Regions from separate parts of the Homo sapiens genome. Here region 2 is linked to region 1. The links are chromatin loops, found by intact Hi-C in ENCODE. Cell type or tissue: psoas muscle. All regions are shown on one strand. Links, peaks and the distances in the headings refer to the core of each region. The heading gives the core; the rest is flanking DNA. Region 1 has its middle 7.7 kb from the start of MSTN. Region 2 overlaps PMS1 (PMS1 homolog 1, mismatch repair system component).

Region 1 (10,620 bases), core at 1,046-9,045:
TATTTAGTGCCATGTTTTCACATATTTTGTGCTTCTTTTTTTATTGCTCCTCTTATTGATTTTGCTTTTTAAAAATGGCCCCCAAGCATAGTGCTGACGTGCTGCGTGGTGTTCCTATGTTCCTAATCACAGGAAAGCTGCAATGGAAAGTAGCATGGTGGTTGCCAGGGACTGGGTGAGGCACTGAGGGGTAGTTACTGTGTGATAGATACAGAGTTTCAGTCTGGGAAGATGAAAAATTTCTGAAGATGAATGGTGGTGATGGTTACACAACAGTGTGAATGTGCTTAATGCCACCGAACTGTACACCTAAAAATGGTTAAGATGCTAAATGTTGTGTATATTTACCACAATTTTAAAAGGCTGTGATATGCCTAAGGGAAAAAAGTTCTCATGAAAAAATGCATGTGCTAGATAAGCATCATTCAGGCCTGAGTTATAGTGCTGCTGGCTGTGAGTTCAGTGTTAATGAATGAACAATATATATTAAATAATGTATTTGTAAACAAAAACATACATAAAACAAGGTTATATATTGATTGGGTGATGTAAATGTTATGACCAGAGGCTCAACTAACCCTGTTTTTCCCCTGGGAACAATAGTTCAATATTTGCTAACTCAGTGTTGGCAATGACTTTATAGAACATAACTACTATGAATAGGGAGAATTGACTATATCTAATCAACTTCTCTAGAGAACAGTATTGAATGGGTGAAGAAGAACTGAAGAAATTTAAGTAAGTTTTATTCCTTCTCCAGTGGCAGTGATTGCAACCTTCCTGAGGCCCCAGAATAGAAGGGCTCACCAGCTATAGGAAACTTCAATGTAGTCTGACTGCTGGAGACCCAGTTCTGGCAGTTCTTATCACCAAGGAGACAGGACAGTACTGCATCATTAGGGTGAGTGGGTAGAGAAGAATTCCTCCTAGTTAACTGGGAGAGCTGCGTCTATCAGCTTGTTGGTTTTGTCTTAAGTTAGCCATCTCTAAAAGCAGCTTCTCACAGGAGTCAGAATTTAGGTAGTTAAGGCAGTATCTCACAAGACTGGTATGGTTCGTCTTTGTACTAGGTAGACTGTTGTGGGCCTCACATTTTCTGTAACCGTCAGTAAGGTGGCAAGCGAAACTCTCTCATCTCTGTTACAAATACTCACTGGTTGTCTCAAAACAATGTTGAGGGTATAAACAATATTTTCCAAAAAAAAATTACGGTTTTATTTTTCCAGTGTGAGATCTACTGAGTGTACTAATGTAAAGACTTGCCGGAAGTTTAATGATCATGGCCAAGAAAAGGAGGACGATGAGATTAGGAATTAGCACAAGAATGAATCATGAAAAATTCAACAGTTTTGGGCAAAAACTCAGAAAGTTTTATCTGATACCTCTTGTCATTAACTTGTGTTTACAGCTGTTTGGTATTACTTTATGCTGATTATTCTTAGAGCCAGAAAAAATCTGCATAGTACTCAACTCACTTAACATCATGAGAAGATAATCATCCCACATTGATGATAACTGATTACCCATGCTTTTGATAGTTAGAAGACAAAAATTAACAAAAACAAAAAATATTCTTAAGCTAGGTAGCATGAATATGGGAATAGAAGGCAGGAGACCCAAAATATAGTTCTGGCTTTACTGTTGATGTTTTATGTAACCTTGAATAAGTCAGTTAGCAAACCCTTCATTTATAAATGTATGTATGTGTGAATTCATGTATTAGTTTATGAAATATTTGAATGCCTATTTTGTACCTGGCACTATGCTAGATTCTGAGGATAAAACAGCGAGCCAGACAGACACAATCACTGTCTTCAGGAAACCTATGGACTAGTTTCTTCATATGAAATATGAATAAATTTGATTAGGTGTGCCCTTTCCATTGAGGTTTATCCCCTAAAGCAGTGATTCTCAAAATTTTGGGTCTCAGGATTTGTTTATACTCTCAAAAACTATTTAGAATCCCCCAAATCTTTTTTTGTGTCAGTTATATCATTAATATTTAACACATATATATTAAAACAAATTGTCATGTGCAGGCATATTCAAGCATGCATTTTATTTGCTGACAGAGTCATGATGTCTTCATACATTATGGGGCCTCTGGAAAACTATTGTACACATAAGAAAGAATGAGTGTGAGAAAGGCAAAAAACATCTTAGTATTATTATGAAAACAGTTTTTATTTCATAGACTCTCTGGAAGAGACTTGGGAAGCACCCCAGTGATCCCCAGACTGTACTTGGAGAACCATATGCCCAAAGTAGTACTTTTTACACTACTTCAATTGAATACTTCCCCCTTTAACTTACAGTCCCCTCCTCCCAATACCTGTAGCGTTGCTTTTAATGAGACATCAAACATGGTAATTTTAAAACATTGTTTATTTAATAGTACATAATTATTACAAAAAGCAGAAATGTAAATATTATTGTAATCACCAACTACAAACTTGCAGGCAATCTAGAGGTCATTTGCAAAATATTTGTCAGTTCTAGGGTATAGACTGAAATTAGTAGTCTTAAGGGATTTCTTGTAGATGGTCTTCAGAAGGTCTTGAGGTGACTGTATTCATACTCTGGCAATCCTCATAATAATGTCCTAGTTAATAAAATTGCTGCAATCCATTGTCCTTTAAGAGTAGAATTAATTCAGGAAAACTTCAAAATGCAATTTCTCCTCTCCCTCCTTCCCAAAATGGGAGCTCTAGTCTATTTATTATAGGCTTAAAATTTATCATAGAAAATAAAAATGAAGTTATAATTTGGCTTCCTCATTTTTTCTATTGAAAAAAAGATACTAGGGGCCAGGCACGGTGGCTCATGCCTGTATCACAGCACTTTGGGAGGCTGAGGCAGATTGGATCATTTGAGGTCAGAAGTTCGAGACCAGCTTGGCCAACATGGTGAAACACCATTTCTGCTAAAAATACAGAAATTAGCTGGGTGCGGTGGCGTGAGACAGAGCGAGACCCTCTCTAAAAAAACAAACTAGACTCAAAGACTTGCTGTTAAAATTGTATAGATTGTCCCCTCCTCGATTATTACAATTCTTATATGTTTGTGTTTTAATGTTTCCTTACTTGTCCTCTAATCCCTACCCTTCCATCCCCCAAATAGACTATGAGCTATTTGAAGGCAGGGAATATTTTGCTCTTTTTTGTCTTTTCAGCTCTTGGTCTAGTACCTGGCACATAGTTAGACGGGGAGAACAGTGTTTTTCTTTGTTTGTTGAGATGGAGTCTCACTCTGTCACCCAGGCTGCAGTACAGTAGCAGGATCTCGGCTCACTGCAACCTCTGCCTCCCGGGTTCAAGCGATTCTCCTGCTTCAGCCTCCTGAGTAGCTGGGATTACAGGTGTGTGCCACCATGCCTGGCTAATTTTTTGTATCTTTAGTAGAGACGGCGTTTTGCCATGTTGGCTAGGCTGGTTTCGAACTCCTGGCCTCAAGTCATCCATCCGCCCACCTCAGCTTCCCAAAGTGCTGGGATTACAGACGTGAGCCACTGCACCTGGCCAGAACAGTGTTTTTTAAATAATTAAACCACTAAATGAACAAACAACTCCTTAAATACCAGAAACTCCAACTTTTCAACTTCTCGGCAAGGTGTAGTTAGTGTATTTATAGACTTTCTAAGTGAAAGGGTTTTTAGTTTGTTCTGACTGTAGTTCATAGCATTTCTGTTGACTCCCCTCTTCCTGAAACTGGCAGGAGAGATTAGTATCACAGGTCCCTGTGTTCTTGACACTGCAGTAGTTCTCCAGTGGAGCACTGAGCACTTTGAGTATCCCAGTGCAGCTTTTGCATTTAATGATCTGGGCTTCCTAGATCTATGGCTTCTCACACCGTGTGGCTCTTAACAGGGACCATACTAGGGAGTTGCCATGCTGGCTATGACACCACTGCTTAAGGTGACTAGATCCCTTCCCCAACATAGGTTCATATTAAGTTTAATGAGTCTCAAAGGTAGCCAGAGGGTAGAAAAGAAGTCTCAAAAGGGGTGTGTGTGTGCATGCATATGTGTGTGTGTGTGTGTGTGTGTGTGTGTGTGTGTGTGTGAGAGAGAGAGAGAGAGAGAGAGAGCAAGGCAAAGACAGATCAATCTCCCAGTAGGGAGAAGTATGAACTGAGCATAATAATAAATTTATTTTCATTATATTTGATGACCAGTTTTCTGCATGATGTTTTCACTTACTTTAGAACAAACACAGGTTTCCAGAACAGCTGACAATATAGATTGAATTGGCAAATAATTTGTCTTTAGTTTTAAAAATTTTTAAAGTTAATGTTTCTAGTAACCAACCACTCCCCAAGAGAAAAATCTTACAATTAAATCTAAAAATAATAATTTTTTTGATTTAGATTTTTAAATGTATAGTTGTAAAACCATTTTTAGAAATCTTAACTCTCTTTACTCCATTGGTGGTTTGAAGGTAGTAATAGCCTTAGAAAAATTTAGTTCTTTCTTGGAGACTCATGTTTTATTTCCTTGGAATTGCCTAAAGCGTAGTTTTCCATAATTCACAGAGGATTGGCTTTCAGAGAGTCATTCCATTTCCAAATTCTTTTGTAAATTCTTAGAAAGAAGTATTTTTAAAATATATTCATCTGTTCATTTATACATGTATTTGTTCATTAAACCCTTATTGTGCACCTGGTTTATGATAGGTACTATGCCAGGAATTGGACACAGAAAAAGATGATGCTGTTTTTGCCTAAGGGAAATAAAAAACTTTAGGGCTATAGGATGTTAAGGTTATTCTATCCACTCTATTCATAAAGAGATGGAGAAACTGAGGCCCAGAGAGAGGTTATATGATTTAAATTAGAATTAAATGAAGAACAGTTTATTTAATTTGCAAAGGCAATTTACAGTGAAATACTTTTGAAGCACCAAGTACTTCTTTAACTTCTTTATGTTGAATTAAGAATTTTTTTAATGTTCTAAAATGAACAAATTAGGTCAGCGCTCAATTTCCTGGGTCAGTGCCACAGTGGTGCCCTTTGTTCTTGGACCCTATCCATGGTTCCGGCTTGGCAACTGAAAGATTCAATGAGCTGTTTTTGGCAATTAGTATAGGAGTTTTAATGTCTACTGACTAAATGTACTTTTGAAGCCCATTTGCTCAGGTATTGGGGTCAGTGTTTTGTTATATAACATCATTACTTAACTCAAATTTCAATATTTTAAATTATATATCTATATTCTTGAAATTTAACATTAAAAAGTCAGTAGTTTCTAGTTATTTTAACCACAGAAAGTTACAAGGAGTTATATCTTTGAATTTCTAATTAGTTCAGAACTAGGTACAACCTTGACTTATAGTTTAAAAAAAAAAAAAACTTTCATTTAATTAGATTTAGCATGAACATTCTGGCCCCTGCTGGGAACTCTAAGAACTACATTACTTCTGCTGTCAATTTTTCTAAGGTCATAAGAACTTCAGTTTAAACCTTGAGTTCAGCGAGTTCAGTGTGATATATTTTCCCTCTCTCTCCCCCCCCCCTTTTTTTTTGGTAACCTGCAGAATCTGGCTGAATAAAATATGTAAGTAAGACATTACTATGATTAAGACCCAAAATCTATGTTAAATATTGGATATTTTTAGATGACACATGAATTTAAGTCCCCAGTAATACAACAAATTTTTCTGGAAATCTAATATATTTTTTAAAAATCTCCATTCAAACTCAGAGGAGAAATCTGATGGGAAGAACTGGTAAAATTCAAATACTTGATAAAGTATGGTATAGTAAGGACCCTTTACTTAGATTTTCATCAAATACTTATGAACACCCACTATTTGGTTGTGGGTAAGCATTGAATGTACAGTCATGCACTGCGTAACAATCTCAGCAGACCACATAGATGAGGGGGGTCCCAGAAGATTATAACGGAGCTGAAACATTACTACGGCTTAGTGATGTCTTGATGATCCCAACTGAGTGTGGGCCTAGGCTAGTGTGTGTGTTTGTGTCTTAGTTTTTAACAAAAACATTTAAAAACCTTTTTTAAAAAGCTTATAAAACAAGGATATAAAGAAAGTAGGCTGGACATGGTGGCTCACACCTGTAATCCCAGTGCTTTGAGAGACCGAGGCAGGAGGATTGCTTGAGGCCAGGAGTTCAAGACCAGTTTGGGCAGTATAATGAGACCCCATCTCTACAAAAAATAAAAGTGAAAAATTTAGCTTGTTGTAGTGCCACACACTTGTAGTTCTAGCTATTCGTTTTTTATCTTTTATACCATATTTTTTACTGTACCTTTTCTATATTATATGTTTAGATATACAAATGCCATTGTGTTACTATTGCCTGTGGTATAATATAGTACAGTAACATGCAGTAGTGGTTTGTAGCCAAGGAGCAATAGGCTATACTATGCAGCCTACCTATGCAGTAGATTATACCATCTGGGTTTGTGTAAGTACATTCTATGATGTTCACACAACAGTGAAAATGTCATGTTAAATATGATGTTCATACAACAATGAATTGTGTGCTTCATAAATATTAAATATGAAAATGTGTCAATAATAATACCAGTAATATCTAACAATATTGATATCATTAATATTAATTTGTATTATAAATCTTTGTAAAATTAAAAATTTCTAAATTAAACTTTTATAAAGTGAACGATGGGTTTATAATGTACACAAGATGGAGATGTAGAACAAAATGATTAAGAAACTAGAAAGAAAAAAGTCAGAAAAGATATACCAGACAAATGCTAACAAAAAAGAACTGGAGTCATGATATTAGTCACAGGTTTGAATTTAAGACAGAAAGTAAAAACAAGACAAGGAAATTTTATGATGGTAGAGGAAACACTCCACAGAGAAGATATACCTTTCATAAATCTTAAAGCATGGAACGATTTAATAAAAATACATAAAGAAAAACTGCAGAACTGCAAGGAGAAAGGGTAAGAAACAAAGCAGTAGTAGCAATGCAGCCATAAAAAAGAACGAAATCATGTTCTTTGCTGCAACATGGATGCAGCTGGAGGCCATTATCCTAAGCTAATTAATGCAAGTACAGAAAAACAAATACTGCATGTTCTTACTTATAAGTGACAGCTAAACGTTGGGTAGTCATGAGCATAAAGATAGCAAAATAGACACTGGGGAGCACTGGAGGGAGGAAGCTAGGGGAAGGGAAACAAGGGTTGAAAAACTAACTGTAGGGTACTAAGCTCACTACCTGGATGATGGGACCAATCATACCCCAAAACCTCAGCATCACACAATATACCCAGGTAACAAACCTGCACCCCCGAATCTAAAATAAAAGTTGAAATAAAAAAAATAATAGTAGTAGCAGACTTTAATTCACTTCATGGATCAAACAGTTGAAAATTAGTAAGGATATAAAGTATTTGAACAATTAAGTCAATGAGGTTGATGAAAAAAATTTGTAGTGAATGCTATATCCTGACAATGAAAAATCAATCTTATTTTTTAAAGCCCATGAAACATTTACTAAATTGACAAATATTGTAATAAATGTCCCAAATTAGAAATAATCCAGACCATATTCTCTGATCACAGTATAATTAAACAAAAATGAATAGTCAAAATAAAAAATCAACATCTCTTCTTCTACTTGGAAATATAAAAATTGTTTAAAACAACTTTTGGTACAAAGAGGAAACAAGTGTTATCACAGAATGTGTACAAAATAACAGCTAAAACGTTACATACCAAAACTTATAGGAAACAACTGCTGTGTTTAGCAGATATTCATAGCTTCAAATATGTATTGCTAAACAAGAAAGTATGAAAATCACACACTCTTTAACTTAAAAAGTTAGAAAATGAACCATAAAATAGGCTACAAATTAAAGTGACAGCTAAAACAAAACTAAAAAGATAAAACCATAAATTGAGTCAGAAACAGCAAAGTAATCGAATTGATAATATAAATTTATAACTTTTTTAAAGAGAAAAAACACACTAGCTTAATTTATCAATATAAAGAATGCACAAATACTGTAAATTCAGAGGGAGAAAGATAAATGGTTTACAGACAGAGAATTAAAAGAGTATACTGCAAAAGTATTATGGAAATAAATTTGAAGACCTGGAAGACCTGTATGAAATGAACATATATAGATTTTCCAGAAAAAAACACAACCAGGAAGAAAGTGGAATACTCTGAAAAGTGCCAGTCTATAGATGATTCTTCCAAATCCTCAATGGACAGGTAATGTAGAACAGTATTTTTCAAAACAGTGTTTAGATATAAGCATTTTTTACAAAATAGAGTAAGAATAGAATAGAGTGCATGCTCAGAGTAAAGGGCAAATAGAATTATGGGAAACTTTTTTATCAGTGTATATACCAGGTCTCCTTTTGAAGTTGTGTTATTTACTGTGGGTCGCAATCAAAATATTAATACTCTAAAAGCCACCCTTCTAGAATTAAAATAATTAATAAAAATAAATATAGAAATAAATCTGAAGGCCTGTGTGAAGCCCAGAGAAAAATTTTAGCTACCATACAATACTGAGTCCTCCTATTCAAGAAAAGGGTGTGTCTTTCCATTTATTATTTGAGATTTAATATTTTCTTTATATTATAGGACCAGTGTTTCTTTACCCTGGTTGTACATTACAATCACTTAGTTAAAAAAAAAACTGCAGATATCGGCCGGGTGCGGTGGCTCACGCCTGTAATCCCAGCACTTTGGGAGGCCAAGGTGATGGATCACCTGAGGTCAGGAGTTTGAGACCAGCCTGGCTAACATGGTGAAACCCCATCTCTACTAAAAACACAAAAATTAGCCGGGTGTGGTGAGACGTGCCTGTAGTCCCAGCTACTCAGGAGGCTGAATCGCTTGAACCTGGGAGGCGGAGGTTACAGTGAGCCGAGATTGTGCCACTGCACTTCAGCCTGGATGACAGAGTGAGATTCCGTCTCAGAAAAAAAAAAAAAAAAATTGCAGAATATCTAGGCTCCATCACCAAAGATTTAGTCTGGTGTGGAGCACAGGCATTGTGTATTAAGAGCTTAACCCCAAATAAACCAAACCAAATTTAAAATGCCTTTCTCTTTATTTTATAAATGCAACGTACTTTCCAATTCAAACATCAATACATTTTTAAATATAAATATTTCAGAATAGCTAGGTAAATTTTTATAAGGAAAAGAAATGAGAGGGGAATATCACTAATGGATATGAAAACATTTTAAGGTGAAATAATTTAAAATGCACAGTTTTGAAAGAAGAATTTAAAAATAGAGAAAAGGCCAGGTGCGGTGGCTTCACACCTGTAATCCCAGCACTTTGGGAAGCTGAGGCGGGTGGACCATGAGGTCAAGAGATCAAGACCATCCTGGCCAACATGGTGAAACCCCGTCTCTACTAAAAATACAAAAATTAGCTGGGCGTGGTGGCGCGTGCCTCTAGTCCCAGCTGCTCAGGAGGCTGAAGCAGGAGATTCGCTTAAACCCGGGAGTTGGAAGTTGCAGTGAGCTGAGATATCACACCACTGCACTCCAGCCTGGCAACAGAGAAAGACTTTGTCTCAAAAAAAAAAAAGAGAGAAAAGGAGTGCAAAAGTAGATCAAATCATATAGGAAAACTACAGAAGAGATAAAAGTGTCATTTTAACTTAGGCCGTTAAGTAGATGGACTATATAATAAATGGTATTGGGACAGAAAACTAGCCATGTGGATCCCTGACCACTAAACCGTAAGCTCCATGAAAGCAGGGACAATTTTATATTTATCAAAATTTAAATCTCAAAAATGAAACCAGAAAAGTATGAGAAGAAAATGTGAGTATCATACACTATGATGTAAATGTTGGTGTCAAACATTCTTAAGCATGTAAATGTGCCAGAATTTGTTTGAGGTTCTTTGCCGTGATGAATTTAAAATTAGCTAGGCGTGTTTACCAAGCTTTTCTACTATAGCTTGGTAAATGTATTTAGATAAAAAATTTAAATTCCAACATGGCAAAGAAAACTTCTAAGTCACACACAATACAAAATATTTCGTAATTTTTCTTGTGATTATTTTTTGACCATACTTATTTAGAAGTATGATTAATTTCCAAATATTCAGATATTTTCCAGATATATTTTTGTTACTGGTTTCTAACTTCTGTTGTAATCAGAGAATGTAGTTGGTATTATTTATATCATTTTACATTTATTAAAAATGGTTTTATGGCCCACCTTATGTTCTATCTTGGTGAATGTTTCATGAACACTTGAAAATAATTTGTGTTCAGTTGTTATTGCATGTGTGATTCTTTAAATGTCAAGTCAGGTTTGTTTAAGTTCTATATAGCCTTTCTTATTTTCTATCTGCTCCAACTCTAATGATGAATCTGGCTACTTCTCTTTTCATTTGTCAGTTTTTAAATGTATTTTAAAGCTCTATAATTACTTGCATACATATTTAGGATTGTTATGTTTTCATGATGAATTAAATCAACTCTAATCATTATAAAATCATCTTCTTTATCTCTGGCAATATCCCTTGTCCTGAAATCAGCTTTGTCTGACATTAATATAGCCACCCAGCTTTCTTAGGATTAGTGTTTTTATGTTGTATCTTTTCCCATCCATTCACTTTCAACCTACCTGTGTCTTTATTTTTAAA
Region 2 (8,000 bases), core at 1-8,000, 270 kb before region 1:
AAATTATTGTTTATTGTAAATACCCATGATAATGAAACAGTGAAAAGCAACCTTAAAGATCAGCCTAACCTCCTTATTCAACAGTTGAATCTGTGTCCAGAGAAAACAAGGGAGTTGCCTGTTGCACCATAACTAGAAATTAGTAGAGCTGAAGAATTTAAACTCTTATATCCATAATGCTATGCTTCCATAAAAGTAAATAAATGTCAAAATTCTTTCACTTGTGTTTCTTTCTAAGTGTGATAACAGTTTAATATTTTTACATATTAAAAGTGTTTTTTGACATTTTATAGGAGAACTATGGATTTGATAAAATTGAGGTGCGAGATAACGGGGAGGGTATCAAGGCTGTTGATGCACCTGTAATGGCAATGAAGTACTACACCTCAAAAATAAATAGTCATGAAGATCTTGAAAATTTGACAACTTACGGTTTTCGTGGAGAAGCCTTGGGGTCAATTTGTTGTATAGCTGAGGTAAGGTAATTATATTGGTTATTTTAGTGATTTCATATTCACTGAACATTACAGTTAAAACTAACCCAGTATTTGGTGAAGTATGGTTTTAATTATTTTTATTATGGTAAAATATACATAACATAAGCCGGGCGAGGTGGCTCACGCCTGTAATCCCAGCACTTTGGGAGGCTGAGGCAGGTGGATCACCTGAGGTCAGGAGTTCGAGACTAGCCTGGCCAACATGGTGAAACCCCGTCTCTACTAAAAATACAAAATTAGCTGGGTATGGTGCCTCACGTCTGTAGTCCCAGCTACTTGAGAGGCTGAGGCAGGAGAATTGCTTGAACCCGGGAAACAGAGGCTGCAGTGACCCGAGATCATGCCACTGCACTCCCACCTAGGCAAGATAGAGTGAGATTCTGTCTCAAAAAAATATATATATACATAACATAAAATGTATCATTTTAATTATTTTTAAATGTACAATTCAGTGGCAGTGGCATTAGCTACAGTCACATTGTCGTGTATCTATAACCATTATTCATCTCCGCAACCTTTTCATTATTTCAAACTCTGTACCCATTAAACAATAATGCCTTTTCCCCCCATCCCCTAGTACTCACTGTTCTACTTTCTGTCTCTATGAATTAGACTATTCTAGGTATCACATATAAGTGGACTCATAAAATATTTGTTCTTTTGTATCTGGCCTATTTCTCTTATAATGTCTTCAGGGTTCATCCATGTTGTAACATGCATCAGAATTTCCTTCCTTTTTAAGGCTGAATAATATTCCATCATGTGTATATACCACATTTTGTTTATCTGTTCATTTTCATCGGTGGACACCTGGGTTACTTTCACCCACCTTTGGGCTATTGTGAATAATGTTTCTGTGAACATTGGTGTACAAATACCTGTTTGAGTCCCTGCTTTTACTTCTTTGGGGTATATATCCAGAAGTAGACTTGCTATGTCATATCATAATTCTGTGTCTAATTTTTTGAGGAGCAGCAAAGTGTGTTTTGCATTTAAAAATTGTATTAAGAAAATTAAGCAGATATTTAACTATAGCACTTCTCAGAGCCTTTACTATATTCAAGCACATTGTAAATCTCTAAGGTTGGTGGTTTATATACGCACTTTTTCCTATACCTACTTGACCATGAAATTCTTTTATTGAGAAAGCATATCATTTTTGTTTGTTTGTTTGCTTGTTCTGTGGACTACACTTTAGAAATACCACTCTAACCGGTACAGTTAGTGAGATTACGCTCTAGAGATGTGAATTGACTTGGTCTAAACCTTAACTAGTTAAGGGCAGATTGGATTTAAGAACTTTACTCTTCTGACTGTGAGTTAGGTGCTCAGTGTCTATGAACTCCTGAGTTCAGTGCTTGGCACATTCACTTGCATAGTACCAATTATACTACGCTGCCTCTGCCCCAGATCTTATAACTAGTTTGTAGCAAAGCCCGTCTAGAACCTTGATCTCTTCATTTCTGTTATCTCAGTTGTGTTTGATCACGTGACTCTGTACTACTTTTTTTGTACTATACTATTACCCTGTGGATGTTGGGCTCTTATTGTGTGACAGTATCTATGTGCCAGGTGACAGGGTGATTGTGAGGGTCTCTTGAGTTATTGAAATTTGCCCAGTAGCCATGTAATCCTTCATTTGTGCTTAGGCTGGCAGACCCTATTTAGGCAAGAATGTTCCAGTACAGTAAAATGATAGGACTTCATACTTGTTGTTCTGGAAAAGTGGCACAGAAATGAGATACTGTTGCTGTCTCCCCTTCTGGTCTTTGGACATCTGTTTAGTAGTCCAGTCTTGCCAAGAATAATGATATATTCTCTAGGTTCATTGTGGTCTTCCCTCAGCCCTTCTGTTTTTGAAGTGCTGGCATAGGATAGTGTAGGTTTTCTCCATTTTTTGTGGCTAGGATTCCAGCTCAGTACAGATACTCCTTGACTTATGAGGGGATTACATTCCTGATTAAACCTTTGTAAGTTGAAAATATTGTAAATCGAAAATGCATTTAATATGCTTAACTTGCTGAGCATTACAGCTTAGCCTAACCTACTTTAAACATGCTCAGAACACTTACATTGGTCTACAGTTGGGCAAAATTATCTGGCAACATAGTACACTGGAGAGGATCTGTTGTTTATCCTCATCGTCACATGGCTGACTGGGAGCTGTGGGTCACTGCCTCAGCATTGCTAGCTTATCCACTGCTTTCTACTGAATGCATATCACTTCCGCGCCACTGTAAAGTCGAAAAATCCTAAGTAGCACCGTTGTTAAATTGGTGACCCTCTGGGTTCAGTTTTTTACTTTTGGGCTTTTCTGGCTGTGTAACATGTCTTAAGTAGGCCAGAGAAATTGCAAAGGAGATGAAGTTTAAGTGGGAGATTTTGCTGTTGGAGCATAGAGGACTAGGGGGCCTTGCTTATTAGAATCCAGATGTTTAGAGATCATTAAAGGGAAATTGTCATGTGTACTCTTAAAACCGCTGTCCAAAATCTAGCACACTGTGTACTTCTCTATTTTCCTCAGCACTCGCTTTATTTGGAGTTCACAGAGCCTTCAAATAGATTTTGGGGAAGAGGGACTAGAGGGTTCAATTGGGCATTGTCCGTTTTTCTCCTCAAGACTATAAATGGGAATCCACAACCCTGGATCTTGTACAAAGAGTTTGTCTTTAAAATTGCACGAGGTTTGCATCAGGGAACCTCTGAATCTGCCAGTACTATTTAGCTGTCAGTGACTACTCTAGAAGTCATTTTTTTTTTTCTGTTTTAGAGCATAAGTATTTGATTTTTTTTTTTTTTTTTTTTTAGCTGTTGTTCAAACTTGACAGATAGGCTTTAAGCTTTATTTGGTAGATTATCAAAAAGATAATTTGGCATTTCTGTATTTTCTGCAAGATATATATGTAACCCTTCAGAGCTGAAATTAGTCATAATTAGCTTTGCCTACTAGGTGGCAGCACTATACTTGGTTTTTAGAAATAGGTTTCACATGAGCTGTATGATTTATTCAAATCTTCACTGTAGTTCTGAGTTTAGATGGCAGTTTTGTAAGTCTTTCTCCATTGGTCACTTTCTATCTTGTTTCCTTATTTGATTACTTAAACCCACTTGATAGGCAAGTTTATCATTTTGTCTTTGTTTTATTTTGAGGCACTCAAGTGGCCTTGAGTATAAATAAAATAATTTTGCTCATCAGAATTACAAAAGAATTGTCAAAGTATCACAATAGTGGAAAACTATAAAGTTTTTAAAAAAATGTTTGCAATGCCAAGCATTTATCTTAGAAAATATTAACAGTATTTTATGGAGTTTCCTTTCTTACAAGTCTTTGGGAAAACCACATATAGATGTGTGTGTGTATGCATGCACACACACACCTACACTAACAACACAATGAATTTTTACATATGTATACTCCTGATCAAGATTTAGACCATTATCAGAACCCCAGAAGGTTCCCTCATACCCACTCCCAGTCAGTACTTCTCAAAGGTAACTGCTATTCAGACCTCTGTCAACACAGATTAGTTCTTTATGTTCTTGAACTTGATATAAATGAAATCATATGGTATGTATTATTTTGGCACAGAGTTTTTGATGATGATTTAGGTTTGATTGTACCTGAAAACTAAAGGAAATACAGAGCTAGCTGGAAGGAACTTTTATAGTAGTAGGGGACCCTAGTACACCATCTAGATCCCCCACTTCAGGACTGAGCAGTCAGCCCCCAGCTGCCAAGAGTGTTGGTGACTCACCCCTGAGTCTCCATCTGGAGCTTGCCCTTACCGCAGCTGAAGACAGCTGCCTTACCCAAGTCATGCAGGGCAACCTGCATCCAATGAATCCAGTGACTGGTTGAGGTGTTATAAACGTCCCAGTTCAGGACAACATTGCCCTATGCCCACTGGTGATCATCCCAAAGAACCCCCCAATAAACTGACTGCTCACTAATCTCCATCTCAGAATGAGCTTCATGGATTAGCCAGCCTACAATGTAGGTCTTCTGTGCTTCAGTTTCTTCATAGTACTGATGAGGAAACTGAGGTCTTTTGAAGCCAAATGCCAAGTCTTCTTACCCAACTTCAAAACACTGTCTCTAATAACTCAAGTAATGTTCATTGTCTACGCATGCAGGGTGCTGCACTAGGTAGTTGATTTCAGAGGAATTGTACACAGTGAAATATGAAATTTGTAACCTATTCAGGTATACATAGTGTGTTCAAGGCAAAGCCCAGAATTCAGTCCTAATTTCATGCCTTTCAGTAATGTATTTTCCGTGGTAGGTTATATTACCTCTTTACTAGCATGATTAGAAATGTATTTATAAAGTTTAAAAATACTTCCATATTAAATATTAAATTATTTACAAATATACCCAGGCCTGCAGTGCTAAGTTCAATAGATAAGTTGTTAGGAGTAGGTGAGTTGAAACTTATATGTGAGGACTGTGAATAGTATTTGAGAAAAACAGGAAGTAATGTATGTTTGTTGAAGTCAGTTACATTTAAAAATAAATATTTTTAAATAAGACTTAATGGGTGCATTTTGGGGGAAAGGAGTTCACTTTTTAATCTTAAGGAATATTCCTTAGCACTCAGAAAGAATTGAGGTTTCATATATAGAAAAAATATATTTTCAAGACTAGCTTATTTTGAAACTTTTTAGATGAAAATTACAGTGAATGCAATAAAAATTAGTAATTTGGTTATTTTATCTACCAAACTAACTGATGCATATAATTTTAAAGTCATAGAGTTGTAAACCATCCTAGGCTCAGTGGATCGATATGTAATTGGGCACACTATTAAACAGCCATCACCTATAACTCTAGTTGTTGACATTATTTTCTGTTTATTTAAAAAATGTTATTAAGAAGAAAAATTAAGTTAGACTTTCAGCAAAATTGGCTGGAGAAATCTAAAATACATCTAATTCTTTGTTCTTTATTTATATACTTGAATGGTCAGTTTTCCTAATTTGTCAATTATAAAATAACTTCCAACCTTAAACAGTCCAAAGAAGTAAAGCATTATTTTTGTTTTGTTTTGTTTTATAATTTTTATAATTTTTTGTAGAGATAGGGTCTCACTCTCTTGTTCAGGCTGGGCTCAAAATCCTGGCCTCAAGCAATCTTCCTGCTTCAGCCACCCGAATTGCTGGCAGGCAGGAGCCACTGTGCCCTGCAGGCATTCTTTTTATATCTGCAGAGTAAACTATTGGTATTTTAAAATGGAATTATTGCTTTCATGATCTGTGATGAGTATATCAGCAACTGACACAAATTTACTCGTAATGGTTTTCTTTAAAATCATAACAGCAAGCATAACTTCTTGAAATTTATTGTTTGTAGAGCAATAATTTTGAGAAATTTGTCATCTTCAATGTTTAATTACTAGTACTAATTACTAAGCACAGTGACTGGGTTGAAATAGAGAGAGTGAAAATCCTGTCTTGACCGTCTCATAAAAATTTTTATAAAGATTGTGTATATTATTCCTATCACATAATAAAAAACACAAAATATTTTTCTTTTTAGGTTGATATTTTATATGTGTTATCAAAGAAATGTTTAAGAAACTAACAACATTTTTGAACTGGATTTTACATGGAGGCTGGTTTTAGAAATACAGAACAGTTTATTTTATTTTATTTTTTTTCTTAAAGAACAAATTCTGAAGTAGGAGTCAGAAGCCTAATTCTAAATCCTGAGTGTTTGAATAAGAGACCTGGCCAAAGGCCAAAGTCAGATTAAGTTTTCTGAGAATTTTTTTTTTTTCATTTATCAAGTGAGGGTCAAATACAATAATACATCTTACAGTGTCTTGAATATTGTGTACATACAGATGCAAGTTATTTCTACTTTGGACTTGTATGTGAAAAGTAGTATGCATCTGGATAAGATCATTAGACTTGCTTATTCCCCTCTGCAAATAGTATTTCACCTCCGCATTCTATGTATGCTATTCCACATTTTGGGGAAATCCTTTCTAAAATGTAATAGCCATTCATAGGTAAATTCCTTCTAATTCTCACCAAATGTCTTCATCCCGTAGTGTTAGTTCATTTTTTTCTCTCGTTTTTCCCTCAGAAGAATAAATGTCATCCTCTGCATAACATTTACATTTATTGATTCATTCATCCACCATTTAAATGGTTACAGTGTACTGAATATTATTCTCACCTTATCAAGCTCATTATGCAGTTGACCCTTGAACATCACCCAGTTGACCCCACCACTTCGCTATGCAGTCAAAAATTCACATGTAACTTTTGACTCCTTTAAAACTTAACTACTGTTGACCGGCCTCCTGTTGACCGGAAGATAACATATTTTGTATGTTGCATGTATTATATACTGTATTCTTATAATAAACTAGTGAAAAGAATGTTATTAAGAAAATTATAAGAGAAAATAAATATGTTTGCTATTCATTAAGTGGAAGCTGTTCATTAAGTGTTCATGTTGAGTAGGCTAAGGAAAGGGTAGAAGAGAAGAGATTGGTCTTGCTGTCTCTGGTGGCAGAAAATCTGTGTGTTAAGTGGACCTGCACAGTTCAGACTTGTGTTGTGGAAGGGTCAACTGTACATAATTTTGTGATGAGATAATATAGGATCTGTAGGTTTGTTTTTGTATCACCTCACATTAAGCCTCCAGGGCTTAGAGGAGCAGAATGAGAAGCTGAGTCATTTTGTTTTGAAGATGGAAGTTGGGACTCACTTATTTGTGGGCCCACATACTATAAAAGGGTCAGGGGAAGCCCCTAATGTCATTATGATGGTTCTAAACCAAGGACTTCTGACTCCTTTTCCACAGTGTAGGGTTGTCTCGTATATTTTTTATAGCTGTGATGGAGGAGCTTTAGTCAAAATACGTCTGGGAAGTTTTGAAGCAGTTGGAATATTTTACTTCCTAAATGCAGCTTCATCACAGGTGATGGAACTCTATTGAAAGGAGAAAAGCCAGGGCCAAGATCTCCCTGTTGCTAGGCTCCCCATAGTGGGTATCTGGGAACAAGTCCTGCAGTCAGAGTACTTTAATTAGTGCACAATACTTGCACAGGCAGGCAGGCATACTCACATGCAGAAAAGAAAACATTTCAGCCATTCAGGCAAAAGTCTGTATTTCACCTGAATCGTAAAGACTGTGCGTTTTCAACTCGTTTTTGTGTCAGTTTTCATCTAAAACTTAGCCCCCCCAAAAACTCAAAAGGCTTTATCATAATTACCTTAAATGAATTTTTGTCAAGAGGATTTTTACCTGAATTATCAGGATATATTCTAAGTTTTTTCTTTACTTTTTATCTAAACATTGAAGAAAAACTATGTTTATCTGAAGTTTAAATGCTTTTATGTAATTTTAATTTTGTAATGATACTGCGATTTCTTGAAACTCAGTAAACTGGACCAGAGAGTCAGTTTTTAATAACTGATAACTAATATAGCCTCCAAGGTCCTCTAAGGACTTGTAAAACTTTTCCTTTTAAAATACTGGTTTTCTTTATT

Evidence for each region. Hi-C counts contacts between places; a loop is a spot of excess contacts. Peaks named below come from ENCODE experiments on the same cell type or tissue, not always from the same donor. Only the 100,000 strongest peaks of a DNase experiment are listed, where the experiment ranks them.
Region 2: a loop joins it to region 1, with 5 times the contacts of the local background. A loop is called at or near these places in 40 of 110 quality-filtered maps.

What each region holds. Positions count from the first base shown.
Region 1 is chr2:190,065,115-190,075,734 of GRCh38, forward strand. It overlaps a transcript of AKAP19 not described here. Among named protein-coding and RNA genes, the nearest start is that of MSTN, 7.7 kb to the left of the region's middle. In psoas muscle, for the core only: a CTCF peak has its summit at 5,384 (motif pointing left); no DNase peak of the experiment used is centred there.
Region 2 is chr2:189,795,476-189,803,475 of GRCh38, forward strand. It overlaps PMS1 (PMS1 homolog 1, mismatch repair system component), which reads left to right. Exons shown (of 13, transcript NM_000534.5): 3 at 294-476. Among named protein-coding and RNA genes, the nearest start is that of PMS1, 15 kb to the left of the region's middle. In psoas muscle, for the core only: a CTCF peak has its summit at 3,451; no DNase peak of the experiment used is centred there; H3K27ac peaks cover 593 bases.